4 separate regions of the Homo sapiens genome follow, and all the other regions are linked to region 2. A link is a contact called in ENCODE Hi-C or POLR2A ChIA-PET data. All regions are on one chromosome and are shown on one strand. Each heading gives the region's core, a stretch centred on a gene start or an enhancer-like site at or near the end of the contact. The rest is flanking DNA. Distances are from core to core; before and after follow the strand shown. Region 1 overlaps DKK3 (dickkopf Wnt signaling pathway inhibitor 3). Region 2 holds the start of TEAD1 (TEA domain transcription factor 1). Region 3 holds the start of MICAL2 (microtubule associated monooxygenase, calponin and LIM domain containing 2). Region 4 holds the start of LINC02989 (long intergenic non-protein coding RNA 2989).

Region 1 (3,058 bases), core at 122-2,621, 700 kb after region 2:
ACTATTCCTCTCTTCATCACTCCAGCCCTGAGTACCCAACTGGGGTGGGTACTCAGGACTGGGGAGCACCCAGGAGAGAGGCGCTAGTTGCCCAGTGGGAGAGTCTGGGAAGGCTTCCTTGAGGAGGAGACATCTGTGCTGCTCCCTAAAGATTGATTGACAGATAAGGGAGGTAAGGGCATTCTAAAAGCATGGGCCAAAAATCTGGGTCCTAGGGAGGTCAGAAAAATCAGGCTGGAAAACAGGTTGGGAGCTGACCAATAAGAGCTCTGTATACCATGCAGTTTGGACTCCAGGTCATGGTTGCTGGAGTAGGTGGAGACAGTCAGTTGTGAGGTAGAATGTGCTCAGGGTGACAGTCTTACAGGAACTCATGACCTTGGTCAGTCTGTGAGAGTCCAGAACCCGTAAGCCCTGCAGATTCAGAGACCGGACCTGCTCAGCAATCTTGCTAACTAAATTCTGACCTCACTAATGTGTAAACCAAAAGCACAGGCTATTAATTTGCAGGGTTGAGGAACATCTCTTTCCATGTGGGGACCCCCATCCGGGATGCTCCCTATGTGGTGTCAGGGTCCTGGGGGGCAAGTTTGGTTTTCTGTAGGTTGCTGGGTGAGTGAGAATTAGAGCCGAGGGAGCTTGAGATTGTTGAAGGGAAGTCATGGGTTCCCGGGTGCCTGGTGTAGTCAGAGCAGAGAGCTGCCACAGAGCTCCAGGCCTCCCTCTCCCCGGGTCACTGGGACACACCTTTTGTTCACTCCCTCTCTCCTTGTCACATTCTTTTATGATGTCAGAATCACAGATGCGGGCTGACTGTTCCCAGGGCCTGGAAGGCAGGCTGTCTCCTCCGATTATGTGTTGACTGAATTTGTGCAACCCTCAGCCTTCTCCAGGGCCCCTCGGCTGGAGCAGCTTTCTGAACAATTATGATCAGGGACGTGCATAATCAAGTTTGTGTTTTAGGCAGATAACTGGAGCTGCAGAAAGGAGTCTGGTGGAGAGGGAGGCAGGCTGGTGGCTGGACGCTGGCCTCCTTGCTGCCACATTGTGCATAGGATGAGGTATGACTTGGTGGGAGCATCTGTGAGGGTAGCAAAGGCCCTTCTCTGCCTGTGAGGAAACCCCAGGACAGTGAGCCCCAAACCACCAGAGTCCCTCCTCACCAACTTCCTGGCCTTAGCAGGAGCTGGGCAGGAATAGAGACTTCTCAGGAGGGTAGAGTTAGGAGTGAAGCCAGCTTCCTTTCTCTCTGGCACTCATCTCCTGGGATCCACATCCGGATTCAGTTCCTGAGAACCTGGTGAGAACTTGGCTACCCGCCTGTGACCGGAAGCATTTCTCCCGGAGTCACATGGGGGACTTCACACTGACCTGGGCTGGCTCTCCTGCTCTGCATCCAGACGCTGTAGGTCCCGCGGGGTTTGCAGCCTGGAGTTTGGAGCAGCTGAAAGGCCTGTGGGCCCTGAGCAGATACAGCAGCAGCTGTCAGGGGGCTGCTCCTGCCAAGGCTTCCCCACCCAGCCTCCATTTCCTGACACAAGGGTAGGACAGTTGGAGCTCCCTGCGGGTTGGGAAACAAAGGCCAAGGCCCCTGAATGGATGGGAAAAGTCAGGCTGGGGAGAGTCTGAGGTTCTCGCTGTTGTGATTCATGCCTTTCCTTGCGTCGGTGAACCTGTTCCCCACCTCTGTAGCTGCTCTTGTTACCGTGGGATACTCAGCCTGGCCATCTTTTTGGATCCCGGACCCCATCTGCTGCCTGACCTAGCAGGAGAGCCAGCTGCTGCTTCACATCCCAGCTCCAGCACTCACTAGCTGTGTGACTTTGGCAAGTTACTCAGCCTTTCTGTGCCTCCATTTCCTCATCTGTAAAATAGAAAGGAATAGTAACAGCCCTCTCTCAGTGGAGTGTTTTGGAGATCATGTGAGTTAATGCTTAGGATGCAGGACAGCTCTGGGAATAATATCTAGGAAGCAATATAAATATCGGCCATTATGGCTATGATTGTTTCATGACAACCCCTGTTATCATACACAATCCAGAGGCTTTTCTCCAAGTACAGAAGCTGCACCTGAGCATGGTTGCTCACACCTATAATCCCATCACTTTGGGAGGCCAAGGTGGGAGGATCACTTGAAGCCAGGAATTCAAGGCCAGCTTGGGCAACATATAGAGAGACCCCATCTCTACAAAAAAAAGTTAAAAACAAAACCAAACAAAACGATAAAAAAAAGAAGAAAGAAGAAAGAAGAAGAAGAAGAGGAAGAAAAAGAAGAAGTGGAGGAAGGAGAGGAAGAAGAAGAGGAAGAGGAAGAAGAAGAGGAAGAGGAAGAAGAAGAGGAAGAGGAAGAAGAAGAAGAAAAGCTGCACATGCTCACAAAGCCCCTGAAGCACAGGCCAGAATCTGGGGTCGTGAGTGGGTACGGGGAGGAAGGGCAGTGCTTCCCAGCCTCCTCCCTGGAGTGGGGTCAGGAGCAGGCACCCTGATGTCCTTGTTGGCTTATCTTCATGGATGTCTTTGAGGCCACCTCTCTTTCTGTGGCCACCAGCCCTTCCTTCTCAACCTTCTCCTGCTCAAGGCCAACCCCACTTTCTCTCTTCCAAGAAATGCACCTGTTGAATCTTCACATTGATCGGATTGGCACATAAAATACAAGACACCCTATAGAATCTAAAATAATTTTTGGTATGAGTGTGTCCCATGTAATAATTGAGGCATACTGTATGAAAATATTATTCATTGTTTATCTGAGATTCAACTATGGCTGGGCATCCTATAATTTTATTTGCTAAATCTGACAAATAAAATTCAGCTAAATTATTTGCTAAATTTGGCTAAATCTCCTTTAATCTGTCCAATAACCTCATGAGGTTCCCCACTTTGAGGCCCCTAAACAAAGAGGTCCCATGCAAGTGGAATAAGGAGCCATGGAGGAGGCAGCGGGTCTGGGAGACCTGGAAGTGCTGCTGGACTTGTCAGTGCATTTGGGCCTGAAATGCCCATCAGCCTCCTGATCTTCTGCATATGGAGTGCTAACTGTGGACTCGGTGTGTCTGGG
Region 2 (2,934 bases), core at 120-2,619:
TTGTTTTCGACTCATTAAAAATATTGCTTTGATTTTTTAAAAATACAAAAGTTATTTTTTTAAAAAGAAGAAAAGTCACAGAAGTTAAACTTTCTTTAAAGCGGGACTCTGGACTTTTGAAAACAAGTGTTGCTGTTACGAACAAAGACTAGAAGTGTACCCAGATTTTCTCCCCCCCGGGGATCATTTCTCTTCCAATCAACAAACAAATCCCCCAGTATTTCCTACCGAAAGGGAAGGGAAGTTTTCCAGGGAGAGTCTCCTCCTGGGTTTGGTGGTAACTGCGACTCAGTCTTTTTTGGACACAATGTTTCTGCTGACTCCTGAAAATTTTCCACTTGAATGTGCAATGAAGCGGCGGCGGCAGCGGCAGCAACAGTCCTGGAGAAGCGGCAAAGACGACCGTGCCCTTTTTCATCTTTGAGAAGAAGGAGCGAACCCCCCGCCAGCGGCACAAGTCTGCGCAGACCCGGGCCGGCCTCGGGGGTACCCGGCGCCGGGGGGCGGCGGCGAAAGCAGGGGGGTGCAGGCCGGCTCCGGGCTCCGAGGCGGCGGCTCTGCCCGCCCGCGCTCGCTCCGAACTTCTGGCTCCCCAGCGCACCCCGTCCAAGGCGCCCGAGGGTGTGTGCGTGTGTGCGCGTGCAGGCGGCGGGAGAGGGGGCGCGCGGGGGGCGCGGCGCGGCCGGCCGGGGGCCGCCTGTTGCCGCGCGGGCTCCCAGCGCGCGGCCCAACTTGGCGTCCTGGCAAGTCGCGCGGCGGCGCCCGGCCGCTCACCTCGGAGGGGGCGCGGGGAGGCGGGTGTGGGGGCCCGGCCGCGGCCCTCCGCGTGCCCGCCCGCCGTCGCACACAAAGCAGAGCCCGCAAAGAAAGAGCGGCCCGCGAGGGACGCGCCGCCGGCCCCCCGCTGCCCCGTGCGCCCCCCGCACCCCAGCATCCGCCCCGCGCGCCAACTTACCTCGGCCCAGGGAGCCACCGCAGCGCCCGGCGAGTCCGAGGCAAACTTCGGCGCCGCTTCCCCCGCCCTCTGCTCGGTGCCCGGCTCCCTCCCCGGCTCCCGGTCCCTGGGCCCGGCCACCCCACCCCTGCCTAGCACCGCTCCTGCCCCGGGGCCGGCTGGCGCGCTGGGCTGCTGCCCGCGCTCCGGGCAAAGGTGGAGGGGTGGGGGGGCGTCACTGCATGGCCTGTGCCTGGACGCGGCCGCCCCGGGCCCGGGCCCCGCCGCGCGGAATGGCCCGCAGGGTGGAAGCGAGTCTGCAAAGTGCTTGGTGGGCGCCCGCGGCGGGCGGCGGGGCCGCGGCGGCGGCAGCAGAGGCTCGGCTCGGCTCAGGCGGCGCGGCGCGGCGCGAGCGATGCTAAGAATGTTCGGAATGAGGACAGGAATGAAATGAACGCCAGGACCGAACTCGCTCCGGAGGGGTGGGGCCTCGGTGACGTCATGCGGCCTGCCGCCCGGGGCTGGAGGCGGGGCCTGCCGCCGCCGGTGACGTCATGGGGAATCGGGGCGGACCGGCGCGGCTGCTTCGCCGTTGGGGCGCGGGCTTTCGGCAGCTGGGCGGAGTCTCGCGCCCACGGGGGAGCGTGGCTCGCGCGGGAGCCGCCCTCCGTCTCCCGGCGCGGGCTCCGGGCTTTGTCCCGAGCCGGGGCGGGGCGGGGCGGGGCGGACGGGAGCTGCGCGGCTTGGAAGTCCCTGCGCTCGCGCGAAGAACTCTGGAAGCCTGGGTTTCTTCCAGGGGGCAGGCGCCGAGGCGGGAGTTGCGCGCGACGCGCCTACCGTGCCTCAGTTTCCCTAGTCCGGGACGCGGAAGCGCGGGTGACTGCGTTGAGTGCTCCCGGACTCGCGGAAGTCTGCAAGTGTAGGGTAGAGAAGTTGCCTTTCTGGTGATGCAGATTGTTGCTCTCGAGCGCGGTGGACGCCGTCTCCGGGCCAGATTCCCAGCCTGCCATTTCTTCTCTTCCCTTTCACTTTTATAAAAGTTCACAGCTCTCACTCAAGTCGAAATCTGTCTTACGGTTGGGAAAGGAAAACCTTTAGCTTAGCAAAGAAGGATAATTACAGAGTTCGTAATAAACCTGCCCTGCTAGCAAGGTCTTCTCCAAGTCAGTTAAAAAACTAAGTTCACTCATCTCTGCCGGTTGTACTTTTCAAAAGTAACTTCCTAAACTTTGAAATGCTGCATCCGGCGACTTTAAGTTAGCCCTTTCATTATTGAGAAACTTCATTTCATTATTAAAGGAATCATTTTAACCCTGCCATTGGAGGTAGTGACGCAAAAGTGACATAGACGCAGTCGGTAAATCAGAAAACGGGTAAAATCGACCCACTGGGGACAGAACCGTCTAAAGTTTCGGGTGATTGTTATAATTATTTAACAAACTGCAAAGCAGTTCCCGCACAGTGGACCTCATTCGTTCTAGGCACTTGGCTCTCTTTTCCAGCTGAGGCCTCAGGATTAAATAACAACATATTTTGTGCCCGAGGAATCCCTATATCCCTATATATGGGTAACTGAGGAGACTAGACTGTGACTGAGTGCAACACATTTCTACAAAACATAACTTTTACTAATACATTGTTTTCCTTTTTTTTAATTTTTTTTTTATTTTATTTTTGGAGACAGGATCTTGCTCTGTCACCTAGGCTAGAATGCAATGGTGCGATCTGGGCTCGCTGCAGCCTCGACTCCCTGGAATCAAGCCATCCTCCCTTTTCAGCCTCCCGAATAGCTGGAACTACAGGCACGCACCACCACGCCTAGCTAATTTCTAAAATTTTTTTGTAGAGATGCAGTTTCACCATGCTGCCCAGGCTGGTCTCAGACGCCCGGGCTCAAGCTGTCCTCCTGCCTCGGCTTCCTGAAGTGCTGGAATTACAAAAGTGAGCCACTGCACCCAGTCTTATTAATACATTTTTAATTTCAACTCTTGAAGTAATCG
Region 3 (2,958 bases), core at 248-2,747, 560 kb after region 2:
CTCTTTCCCCATCTCTAAAATGGGGAGGGCAAAACTCTCAGCGTTTTTGGAATAACCATGAAATTGGCTGCAAAAGTGCCACAAGACAGGACCTGTTGCCCAGTAGGCACTTAATAAGTCCGTCTTCTCTCTGCATGAAGAAAGTGAGTTCTTACGGTATTAGAGTCTCCAGGGCATTGCACAGGACTACCCTGGAGACCGGAGGCCCACTTGTTGGGTCGACTGCCACTGGGGAGGGGGAGCAGGACAGAGTAAGTGCAGGTGTCAGGGAACCTGGCACAAACACTGGAGGGCCAATTCGCCTCTGGCTTTTCTCCCGTGGGACCAGCCCACAAGGGGCCTGGCTGGTGACTTCATCCTTCACCAAAATCATTGTAGACTGTAGTTAACAGGCGACAATCACAGCAAGAGAGCCGGCACACTGCTGTAGGCCTGGCGGGGCCCTACAGGCTTCCAAATAAAAGCTCTTTCCGCTTTAAGAACCCAGGCCTCAGAATAAACAATGTGGAAGGAGGCACACTACTCTGGTTTCCACATCCCCTCATCCCCATCCAGTAAAGGCCGTTCCCAGCTCTGCCAGTGAGGCTGGCGGTGAATACAATTTACCCCACCTGCCCCGTCTGGCCCGGCAGCGGCTTAGACGCTGTGGGCAAGATCCCACCTCTCCCCGGGGCCAGCCAGGCACCTACAGGGTGGGTGCCGCGGACACCCTGCGGGGGTGCTCCTGGGCCTGGAGCGAGAGCGGGCTACTGGGGATGCGGGAGACGCGATGCAGAGCGGACAGTGCCGCGGCCCCTCGGACCACTGCCACGACCCCATCCCGACTGGGCTCCAGCCCGCGGCCAGCCAGGCCACTGACATTTGGCCCAACTTAACTTCCTGTTACTAAAGAGGGAGGGGACAGGGGAGGGGGAAAAGGGCGCCCAGTGAAGAGCTGGAACGGGGCGTGCAAGGCTCGGAGCCCCAATCCTGGGAAGTTTGGGGATGGTCTTCTGCCAGGTGACAGGCAGCACTGCAGGCGCGTCACTCCCACCCCGTTTTGGCGCTTGCGATTTTCTAGGCTTGGAACTGCAGGGTTTGGGTGTTGCGGAGCGGAGTAAGAGGTAGTTCGGCGTGCCGGTGGGAGGCTTTTATTGCGTTCTAATTGGTTCAGAGGCCGGCCAGGGCCGCCCCGGGCTTCGTCGCAGCGCCACCTGCTCACTGTGCGCCCCGCCGGGTGGGTTTGAGGCGGGGGATGCTGCGGCCGCACCTGACCCTCCCGGGCGTTGGACACGGCGCAGAGTCCAGCCGAGGCTGGCACGGTCCCCACCCGCGCCCGCCCGCCCTCCCCACCCTGAGGCCAGCGCCGCCCCCGCCTTACCGAAAGTCGCGCGGGCTGCCCGGCCCCGGGTCAGGCCTGCCTCGGCCCTGGCCGCGGGCGCAGCGATCGGGCCCCGCGGGCCACTGACAGAGCTGGGAGCGAGCGAGGCGGCCCGGCGCAGGCTTAGCCAGCCGAGCGCCTGCGGTTCTGCGCCGCGCGGTGGACCGGGCTGGGGAACGCCCCCGACAGCGGCGCGGCCAATGACAGGACAGCACGGAGCCCGCCCCGCCCCCGTGGGGCCGGCTGTCACCGCCGCTGCCGCCGGCGCACGTGGGCTGTAGCCCGGCCCAGAACGCAGGGAGTGGCCGGGCGCTCCCACCCTGACCCGCACAGGGCGGAGACCAGGGGAGGGCTGCTGGGAGTGGGGCGTGGTGGCGCTGCGAGATGAAACCCCCGGTGTTGGTAAGCGGGTATCAAGGGAGCGGCGAGGGCCTGGGCCTCACGCTTCTTGGTCTAGGCGGCTGGAAAGCAAGACACGGCATCCCCTTTTGGACATGGGGGAGCAGCATGGCACTTCTAGTACCGACTGTGTACGTCCTGTGGACCTCCCTCTTTGCTCGGCTCCTTGACCACCCTGAGCTTCCGCAAACCTCCTTGCTAGCTAATAGGATCTTCCCCTCACCTGGCCTTGCTTGGCTAAAGCTAGTGGGAAGGGGGCGGTGGTGCAGACTACCTGTGTTACCTTGGTCAGATCACCTAAACACCCTCTACCTTTGGCTGTCATATCCCTATCTTAATCTCTGCTCTGCCCACCTTCCCGGGTTACCCTTACCCCCCACAGCTCCAGAGAGCAACATTCACAGACAACACAGTGTGAATGGAGTGGGGCCTAGTGAGCAATCAGAAGCACTCTGTAGACTATAACTACTGTAAAACACCTTGTGTTTAAACGGCTCTTGTAGCAGTTATCATGAAATGGGGATCTCCATGGGCAGGAACCATGTCTGACTCACCTCTGGAACCCAGGGCCCATCACAGGGCTTGGCCCGGTGTAAGCATCAATAAGTGTTCTTGGAACTGAGCTACCTAGGCAGAGGAAAACAGGCAGGCTTGAGCAGTGAGAAACAGTATTGTGGCTCCAGGCTGCTGGAATTTCCCCAGCACAAGACCACCTCCAGGAGACACCATGTTCCCTTGCCAGACAAGTGCAAACAGAACAGTTTGCCTCCCCAAACCTGCAGATTATTATTATTTTTTCTCTACTCTACTTCTTGCCATGTGATCCTACTCTCAGCCCTTTGGTGTTTACCAGGTATTGTCCTACCTGGCAGCTCTCTTAGCTCTCTCTTCAGAATTCAATCAACTTCCTGTAGATGAACTTTCCAGCAAAAGCTGTTCCTACCCAGTTTGCAAGGCCCAGTCAGCTTGTACTCTCAGAGGGCCAGCACTCCACTCTGATGGAAATCTGCCTGTGATGCCAGCCTGGGGAGTGCCCTTCACACGTGATCTCATCTAAGCCTGGCTTGACAGGTATGTATTGTATCATCATCCCATTTCACAGATGTGGAAACTGAGACCAGTGAGGTAAAGCAACTGGTCAACATCACATGGTTAGTAAGTATCAGAGTCCGGATTTGAGCCAGATCTGGTTCCAGAAT
Region 4 (3,035 bases), core at 484-2,983, 590 kb after region 2:
GAGATTGTAATAAATGAGTATATAATACATTGTTTTAAATCACTAAGTTTTGGGGTGGTGTGTTACTCGACAATAAATACTAGAACAGAAATAGACTACCCCCAAAACGTATGCCTTAAAACAACATGTATTATTTCTCATGAGTCTAGTTGCTCATGCATCTCGGGTCCGCTGGCAGGTTGGCTGGAGGATGGCTGGCCTGGGGTGGCCTCTGCTGGGACAACTCGGCTCTGCTCTGTGTGATATTTCATTTCTCATAGGCTAGCCCCAGCTTGTTCTCATGGCAGCAGCAGGGGTTTAAGAGAGAGACAGTAGAAGACACAGGCTTCTTAAGACCTAAGCGTGGAGCTGGCACATTGTCACTTTCAATAAACACTGTTCAAAGCAAATTTCAAGGCCGGCCCATATTCAAAGGGTGGGGAAATGGATTCTGTCTCTTGATGGGAGGAGCTACACGGTCACATTGCAGAGGGTGTGGATTGAGGATGCAGAGGGTGTGGACTGGAAGGGATAGACGATTGTGGCTGTTTTTGCAATCAGTCTATCACAATAACTAATAAGGATATAAGAAGTTTGCTAGGAGCCGCGTATAGTGGCATGCCTCTGTCATCCCAGCTACTTGGGAGGCTGAGGCAGGAGGATTGCTTGAGCCTAGGAGTTTGAGGCTGCAGTGAGCCATGATCATGCCACTGCACTCCAGCCTAAGTGACAGGAGGATGCTGTCTTTAAAAAAAAAAAAAAAGAAGAAGAGGAGGAAGAAGTTAGCTGGGGAGTGTAAATTACAAGTTCCTCCTCTGTTTTCACTGACATCATTAGTTAGGCCTCCATTGCTCAGCATTACCTTTCACTGTTTTAGCTTTCCAGCCTCTATGGAGAAAGGAAAGACAGAAAGAAACCGTGAGGAGCTGTGTTTGGGTGGCCAGCCAAACTTGCCAAGTGCTCCAGTCCTGTGGCTTTCAACAGAGCTGGGCGACGCCCTGGTGCACTGTGGCAGTTTCTCAGGGCTACCACAAGGGAAATGGTTGAGTGTAAGTGTGAGAAACCCTGAGTCCCCACCTTAACCAGGGCAGTACTCTTCTTTCCTTGTGATTTCCTTTGGAGAAAGGTTATGCATCTTTAAAAAATAAAAATATTTCAAATCCAGTGAACTAGTCTAACCTCTCAATCTTACAGAAAAGGAACCAGTCTTAGTGAAATGGAGTGTTCTATTCTACATTACTCTGCCACTGAGTGTCTTGGCCGGTGTCAGACTCCAGGCTGCTGACGTGCCATCCTACCTGAGCTCATTCTTCTGCCTGACTCACCCCTCCCCTCACTGGGTTCAAGAGACAGCAGATTGCTGAAGCCCAGAGAACAGAAGAGAACTGAGGAACATCAGAAGGGATGTCCCTGACCTGTCACTGCTCCAATTCTCTACTTTCCCACCATGGTCCATAGTCCTTGAATCCTGAGCCTCAGCCACCACCCTTCCGCACATACACACCCTTACGTGATGATCCTGACAAGGCTTGGCCCCCAGAACCACAGACAATTCCAGGCATCATATTGGCAGGCAGGCTGAGCTGGCTGGTCAACCCCAGGGTGGAGCAGGGCACACTTGGGGGAGCTGATCCTGCAAGGGCAGATGGAGCTCCATCTGGGAGAAAAGCTCATTTCCCAAGAGAAAGCTTGGTCTTGTTTGGAGCCTGTGATCTCCTTGTTCTCCTCCCAGTTTGTTAATTCCATTTCTTCCCAAGTTCATTTTTTTAGGACATGGGCTATTTATAGCTCCCCCTAAGTCCTTTCCAGTCTGTTTCCTGTTCAAGTATACTGCATTAGTCACCAGAAAGTGTCTCAAGCAATCTCTGTGTCCCTGCCTGATCCCGGCCACAGGGAACACGGGGATGCTGGTCAGACTCAGGGTGGATCCCCTTGGAGAGATGGGAAGCAGGAGGCAGGAGGCTGGCTAAGGGGGCTCATGGGGGCAGAGGGAGCATCTCTTATTCCCCATCCTTTGTGGTATCAAGCCCTGAGTCCTTCCTGGAGTTTATCTAGTCCTTGGAGACACGGAAACTGCAGGGGCACCTCCATTTGGCTGCATATTTTTGCCATTACTTGATGACCTATTTGCATGCAGCTCCTTGCAGAGAATTTCCTCTCAAGCCATATAGGGTGATTTCATTGCACCACATGAAGCTTTTATTTGCAGTCAGTGATCAAGGCTCCTTCCTGACTTCCTCCTGCCAGTCCCACATCCCTCCTGTCCACTGTGACCTGCCTAGGCTGCTCTGAGCTCCCTGCAAGCTTGGTTCTCTCCAAGTGTGGTTGCTCCAGGAAATTACCAGCTTTATCTGAGGAGAAGGTGCTGGAGATCCAAGCTGAGTTTTTGTATCAGCAGGATGCCAACATTGCCCAGCAGCCCTGGCCACCTTGCGGGCTTTTATCAGCCTCCACAAATCCCTAGCAAAGGAGTTGAGTGCAGGGTTTCTGACCCTGAGCTTGCTGACACTGAAGGGTCAAAGGAAAGAAATGCGGAGGGAAGTCCGAGGTTTTGTTTGCACAGCTAGTCATCAGGCAGCCTACATCTCAGAGACCAACATTTTCCCAAACTGTAGTCTCAGTACTCCCCAGCCCCAAACAAAGGGACTTAATGTCCCTTGAACAAAGCTTCCGAGGGCCTCAGAGATAACTTGCTCTAGGTTCTTCTTAAGGGGCAATGACCTCTGTAGTCCCAACCTCAGTGTTGCCCAACTCAAAGCAGCAAGGGACCAACTGATACCCACTGGTCACTGAGCACCTGCTTTATGCCAGGCTGCCTGCTGAGTGCTTCAGAAACAAGCCCTCTGAACCCTCCGAAAGAGTCTTGATGAGAAGGTGCTTGAGCTAAACGCAATCTTCCTGTCTCACTCAGAGAGGTGGCATACACACCAGCACCCTGAGCGGAGGAGGTGGAGGAAATCGGGCATACAACATGGATGCCAGGTTCCAGCCCAGGCCCAGGCATCCCAGGGCCACTCCTGAGCTGTGATGCACACCAACAATCTGGCACAACTATT

Evidence for each region. Hi-C counts contacts between places; a loop is a spot of excess contacts on that map. ChIA-PET counts read pairs that join two places held with the same protein, here RNA polymerase II (POLR2A). Pooled maps may share reads with other maps.
Region 1: a pooled map shows a loop between it and region 2 (2.7-fold over the local background). The contact joins the enhancer-like site here to the promoter of TEAD1 in region 2. A Hi-C loop is called at or near these places in 4 of 50 pooled maps. POLR2A ChIA-PET finds 5 or more read pairs at or near these places in 2 of 52 experiments (H1 and activated T-cell).
Region 3: a map of dorsolateral prefrontal cortex shows a loop between it and region 2 (3-fold over the local background). The contact joins the promoter of MICAL2 here to the promoter of TEAD1 in region 2. A Hi-C loop is called at or near these places in 2 of 168 maps with a recorded cell type or tissue (dorsolateral prefrontal cortex and naive thymus-derived CD4-positive, alpha-beta T cell) and 7 of 50 pooled maps.
Region 4: a pooled map shows a loop between it and region 2 (2.2-fold over the local background). The contact joins the promoter of LINC02989 here to the promoter of TEAD1 in region 2. A Hi-C loop is called at or near these places in 1 of 168 maps with a recorded cell type or tissue (gastrocnemius medialis) and 2 of 50 pooled maps.

The regions. Positions count from the first base shown.
Region 1 is chr11:11,977,689-11,980,746 of GRCh38, reverse strand. The region is part of intron 3 of DKK3 (dickkopf Wnt signaling pathway inhibitor 3); the gene reads left to right. Among named protein-coding and RNA genes, the nearest start is that of DKK3, 29 kb to the left of the region's middle. Within about 2 kb of position 1,371, at least 23 of the 41 ENCODE cell types and tissues checked have a DNase peak (open chromatin) inside an H3K27ac peak, as active enhancers do.
Region 2 is chr11:12,672,856-12,675,789 of GRCh38, reverse strand. It overlaps TEAD1 (TEA domain transcription factor 1), which reads right to left and starts at 1,369. Exons shown (of 13, transcript NM_021961.6): 1 at 956-1,369; 2 at 229-381. RefSeq lists an enhancer at 1-542 and a silencer at 1,378-1,677.
Region 3 is chr11:12,109,129-12,112,086 of GRCh38, reverse strand. MICAL2 (microtubule associated monooxygenase, calponin and LIM domain containing 2) reads right to left here and starts at 1,497. Exons shown (of 28, transcript NM_001282663.2): 1 at 1,361-1,497. RefSeq lists an enhancer at 888-1,591 and a silencer at 1,134-1,803.
Region 4 is chr11:12,085,569-12,088,603 of GRCh38, reverse strand. LINC02989 (long intergenic non-protein coding RNA 2989) reads right to left here and starts at 1,733. Exons shown (of 2, transcript NR_186297.1): 1 at 1,484-1,733.